Regions from separate parts of the Homo sapiens genome. Here region 2 is linked to region 1. A link is a loop called in an ENCODE intact Hi-C map of the cell type or tissue named here. Cell type or tissue: MCF 10A. All regions are shown on one strand. Links, peaks and the distances in the headings refer to the core of each region. The heading gives the core; the rest is flanking DNA.

The links. Hi-C counts contacts between places; a loop is a spot of excess contacts. Peaks named below come from ENCODE experiments on the same cell type or tissue, not always from the same donor. Only the 100,000 strongest peaks of a DNase experiment are listed, where the experiment ranks them.
Region 2: a loop joins it to region 1, with 11 times the contacts of the local background. A loop is called at or near these places in 8 of 110 quality-filtered maps.

The regions. Positions count from the first base shown.
Region 1 is chr5:128,904,278-128,907,207 of GRCh38, forward strand. All of the region lies in intron 6 of LOC105379168 (a long non-coding RNA gene), which reads left to right. Among named protein-coding and RNA genes, the nearest start is that of SLC27A6, 60 kb to the right of the region's middle. In MCF 10A, for the core only: a CTCF peak has its summit at 1,440 (motif pointing right); a DNase peak (open chromatin) is centred at 1,434.
Region 2 is chr5:129,270,123-129,273,052 of GRCh38, forward strand. The region is part of intron 3 of LOC102723654 (a long non-coding RNA gene); the gene reads left to right. Among named protein-coding and RNA genes, the nearest start is that of MIR4460, 130 kb to the right of the region's middle. In MCF 10A, for the core only: no CTCF peak of the experiment used is centred there; a DNase peak (open chromatin) is centred at 1,389.

The DNA of each region.
Region 1 (2,930 bases), core at 298-2,797:
TGCCATAAACACTGAAATCTGTTTAAATTGAAACCAAGGTTAAACAACGGGTAGTTACCATTATAGAACCAAACGTAAATGTAATACCTTTTGACAATATAAAAATACTGTCTAGTAGATGACATAAGATTGGTCTGTAAGATGCACCATGTAGCAATCCATTGCAAAATAAAAATGATGAGGCCGTGTGTGGTAGCTTATGCCTGTAATCCCAGCACTTTGGGAGACCAAGGTGGGAGGATCACTTGAGGCCAGAAGTTCAAGACCAGCCTGGTCAACACAGAGAGACCTCATCTCCTGGACAACATAGAGAGACCTCATCACCACATACACACATATATTTTTTTTTAAATTTTTTTTGTTATACTTTAAGTTCTGGGATACATGTGCAGAATGTGCAGGTTTGTTACATAGGTATACATGTGCCATGGTGGTCTGCTGCGCCCATCAACCCATCATCTACATTAGGTATTTCTCCTAATGCTATCCCTCCCCTAGCCCCCCACTGCCCGACAGGCCCCAGTGACACACACAATATTTTAAAGTGGTGGATCTGGGGTCAGGTGTGAGCAGGAACACAGAGCGCTATATAGATGAGTAGACTTAACTTAAATGTCTTGCTTTGTATGTTGAACTAAGGGAAAATTATGTGAATCTGAAGGAATGACTCTGTAAGATGGTTCAAGTAAACAAGGAGTCTTGCACAATTTTGACCTCTTGATGGCTTCTCCCAGACTTTTGGTTTGCTGGCCAACTTTTCTTTCAGATGGAGGCAAAGGTTAAATCTGTGACTAGGTGTTACCATAAAGCAATCTCTCAAACATTTTTTCTCTTAAGACAAATGTGTCATAATGACATACCATAGGAGATGTTCTTTAACACTCCAGGAGACAAGGGAGTTACTTTCCAAGATAGATTAATTCGCTTTCTTGGGAAGCTTCCCCTCAGGAATCCTATTCTTCCAAGTACACTGCTCATAATTACCCAGGCAACCAGTCCATTCAAGTCATGTAGGGCTAAATAGTACAAAAGTGGACTGGGGAAGAGTGAAAACTATCATTGTGTATCTTGTATAACATATAGAAAGCAATTAAACAAGAATGAAAGACAAGATCTGCCTAAGTAGAGAAAGAGGTTGAGTTGGGTATTACACGATATTGAGATTAAGCTTAAAATTATGTATTGTGCATTGTGAAAAAAATTTATGTATTGTGAAGTAATTTTTAAACAGTCAAGCTGATAAAGTCTTTATTTTCATAATTTACACTTTTAAGTTGCTTTATACAATGTTAATTTAATTCAAAGGTATTTAATCTTAAAGATCAGTTATAAAGCATACTTTTCTCTCCCAGGACACAGATGTGGTCAACTAAGAACGTGGGTAGTAGTCATTAATACAGTCAAATAATAACACTTTTCTCCTGTACCACAAGATGGCAGCACATGCAAGGGTGCCTATTTACAGTAATCATTTGTGTATAGTTTTAATGTCTCTGGGTTTTGGATGATTTAAAGGGTAGCCTTCTACCTTCTAGAATATAAGTAGTTTATATTATTGCTTTTTTGTTGTTGCTTATTATTATTGCTTATTTTGTTGTTGTTCATCTTCTTAAGTTCAAGAGCAACACGTATTTTTCCCTCTATAATATCAGATCAAAATTTGTTCTTTTACAAATTAAGCTACCTGGTCGGGGGGGGAAAAAACCTATTTACTTTTAGGCCCATGAGAGGATATATCCTTCCTCACAAATGTTATTTGACCTCTCTTTCGATTTAGACTCACAAGAGAAATAATCTCAAATTGCTGTTCCCTCTATAAAGTTCTTCCCCTAGATTTCACATTGCTTTTTCAAGTTTCATAGGTATCTGCTCAATTCATTTCTATGAAGACCTCCATGATTGCCCTGTAAAAAAAAAAAAAAAGACATCATAACACCATTTGTACCTCTAGTATTCCTCTCCCTCCCTGATTCTAATTTATTATTGTCAACCAATCTACCATACCTTTACTTATTTATTTGTTTATTGTTCTCCCCTAGTAATATGTAAGCTTTGCAAGAGAAAGGATTTTGTCAGGCTTGTTCATGGTTGTATCCCCAACTTCCAGAATAGTGCCTGCACTTGGTGGGTATTCACTAAACATGTGTTGAAAGTATGTATTGCCATAAAGGTTGGAACAATTGAAATAATTGTAGCAAGATGGTAGGTGTATTTAAACAGAACAAGTGTCATAAATAAAAGAGCTCTAACCTAAGGATGGAGAGGTAGAAGTTCTCATTCCTGTTCTACGCGACTACTAAGGACCCTCATGCTGCCATTCAAACTTCGTGGTATTTGGGTTCTATTTAGTCAATATGGATAATAATATCACTTTTACTCATATCCTGACATAGATGTGAAGCTCTGGTTATGTAAATTAAGCAAATATGAATAATAAAATTATTTCTTTAATTTTTAATGATTTGAGATCACAGAGAATGAAGCTAGTTCTTTCCCTTCAATAGCGGCCATGATTTTCCAAACATTCCTAACCTCTAATAAAGAAAACTTCCCAAGGTACACAAGGCCTCTCTTTTCTCTCTCAATCAAATATCATAATTCTTGCTTGAGGTTCTGTAAGTTATCTCCTTGAATCTTATTGGTTTTTATTAGACATACTGGCAAATACAGAGCAAATGTACAACACAAAAAAATTTCACAGGCACAAACTCGTGACTGACATTTCTCCTGGTGAAGAACTTACATAAATGAAGTGGGAAAATATTTTAAGAAATTAATGCATATACTGTCTCCTACCTTATGATATAACTGCTTACTGATCTCAAACTTGGCAGCTCAAAGAAAGAGTGTCATCTGCTTGAGGAATAGTTTACAGTAGGAGAAAATCATGCCACTTTTTTCAGCTTTTAAGATCAAGGAAGATCATTGTC
Region 2 (2,930 bases), core at 190-2,689, 370 kb after region 1:
AGCTATTTTAAGTTCACAGCCTTAATAGTATTGTATCCATTTGTCCAGGGGTACAATGGGGCTGGACAGGAGTGAGAGAACAGTCCCCACTCTGCCCCCAGTGAGGTGCCCAGGAGGGGACGATGTGAGCCTGAAGTTACAGATGGCTCAGTTCTAAGAAAAACCTGAAATCCAAATGCTTATATGGAACTATCTGACATGTAAATCACTCTGCAGCCCCCACATGCATGTGAGGATGGAGAGGATGGGAAGCGTTACAGGCTGGAAGGCTACTTATCAGGTACTATGCTCACTACCTCTGTGATAGAATCATTTGTACACCAATCCTCAGTGATGCACAATTCACCCAGGTAACCTGTGCATGTAAACTCTGAAGCTAAAATAAAAGTAGAGGAAAAAGCTAAATAAGCTAGACTTCATTAAAATTAAAAACTTATGCTCTGCAAATACAATGTCAAGAGAATGAAATGAGAAGCCAAAGACTAAGAGAAAATATTTGCAAATAACAAATCTGATAAAGGAGTCTTACCCAAAATATACGAATACTTAAAACTCAACAGTAAGAAAATAAACAAACTGATTAAAAAATGGACAGAAGACATGAACAGAAACCTTGCCAAAAATGACATAGATTTACACAAATAAGCGTATGAAAAAAATGCTCAAAATCATACATCCCCAGACAATTACACATTAAAAAGAGCAATGAGATACTTCTACACACATATTAAAATGGCCATTAACAGCACCCAACACAATTACAGCATCAGCTACTGGTAAGGATGTAAAAGTGGGAATGCAAAAATGGTACAGCCACTTTGCAAGACAGTTTGGTAGTTTCTTACAAAACTAAACATACTCTTTTCATACAATCCAGCAATGATGCTCCTTGGTTCTTATCCAAAAAAGTTGAAAACATATCCACACAAAAACCTGCAAATGGATGTTTATGATAGCTTTATTTCATAATTGCCAAAACTTAGAAGCATCTGAGGTGTACTTAAGTAGGCAAGTGGATAAAACAGATGTGGTACACTGAGGCAATAGAATATTATTCAGCACTAAAAAGAGATGTGCTGTAAAGGCACAATATGACATGTAGGATACTTATGTACATATTACTAAGTGAAAGACGCTGATAAGAAACAACCACATACTGGATGATTCCAACTACATGAAATTAAAGAAAAGGCAAAACTATGGAGACAGTAAATATATTAGTGGTCACCAGTGGTTAGGGCTGAAGGAGGAATAAACAGACAGACTATACAGGATTTTTAGGGCAGGGAAACTACTCCTTGTTAAACAAACCCACAGCCTCAGGCAGGGACTCGAGCAACCCTTTTCTTGGGAGGAAGAAACCTCTAGATTTCAGGAGTGCCCTCCAGTGGTTGCTCTGCTGTCTAACTAATCCTCTACTGATTTCCCCAAGGCTGACTGGGGCAGCACTTCTTGCAGATCTAAAACCCAGCTGAAAACTGAGGTAGGATCTTCTCACTTATAGGAAAAGTCCTCGATCACTGCATAGACAGGCTAAAACTGATGAGTGCTTTGGGTCAGAAAGTTTGTGGGGTTTGGTGGCTTTTTTTTCTTTTCTTTTTTTTTTTTTTTGGTTTTTCATATCATGCACACCACTTGCCTACTCAACTCCAAAAACAACATTCTGTCACAGCAATTACCAGGGAAAAACATGAGGTGGAAAAATCAGAGTAATGTCTCCCCTTGGGGTGGAGATTATATACCCCATTATATACCCATATAGTATGCTACTATAACGGTGCATATATGTTGTTATTTGTCAAAACCCATGGAATATACACTACCAAGAATGAACCCTAATGTAAACAATGGAATTTTAGTAATAATGATTGTGTCAATACAGGCTCATCAATTATAATAAATGTGCCACTGTGGTTTGGGATGTTGATTGTGAGGGAGGTTGTGCAAGTGCGGTAACAGGAGATATATGGGAATTCTCTGCTCAGTTTTGCTGTGAACCTAAATCTGCTCTAAAAATAAAGTTTATTAATTAAAAATAAACCGTAGCTTATAGATTAGGAAAAAAGCTGTAATTTGATTTAGTATTAAATTGGGGTGTTTCTATGTTTTCATTTTTCTTTGCTTTTCCTTTAGTTTTTAACTCTAATATTGCTTGACCTGGACTCAAAGGCAGCCTGAAGTTGAAAACTGCACACTGGGTATAGAAGGAAAAATCTCCAGGAGAAAGCTTCTATTTCTGGTCTGAGAAGCAAGAAAACCAGCCCCTGAGGGTCAGAGAGAGGTGGTTAAATCCTCTGGTTTTTGTTTGGTTTGGTTTATTCTCTCTCATCTCAAACCTAGAAAATCCTATGGTATTGAGATGATAGGAGTAGCCATGCAGGAAACTAACACAAAGAGGGAGGGGAACATTCCTCTTGGGCCAGAAAAATATATTCTCAAGAACATAGGAGAGAACGTCCTTTGCTCTTTTATTTCCCTATATCCTCATGTTGCTCAGCCCCAGAGGCAAAACTGGTCAAAGAAAATATCTGGCAGAGAGAGGAAACTGAAGCCCTGTCTCTCTAGTCATAGGACTAGGAAAAATGTCCTTGAGAGCTAGATAGTGCCAAAGAGAAAGGAGGGAGCTCAAGAAAGTGATTTTATAGAGTTATGTATGAACTTCTGAGCTAACTCCCAACCTACAAATGCTTGGATCTGACCTAAAACAGCATGCCAAAGGCTTTGAGACCTGCACTACTTGGGTAGGTCACTGTGCAGGTCCCAGAATGGACATTATGTGGCACACATGCAGGACAGACCTGAACAGCACTACAAGGCTTTGGTAAATGAACTGATGTTGGAAGCACAGAGCACAGGAAGGAACTTACAGCCTGGACCTAACCAGGCCGATTGCCTGTTAAAACAACAACAAATTGCCAGGCGCAGTGGCT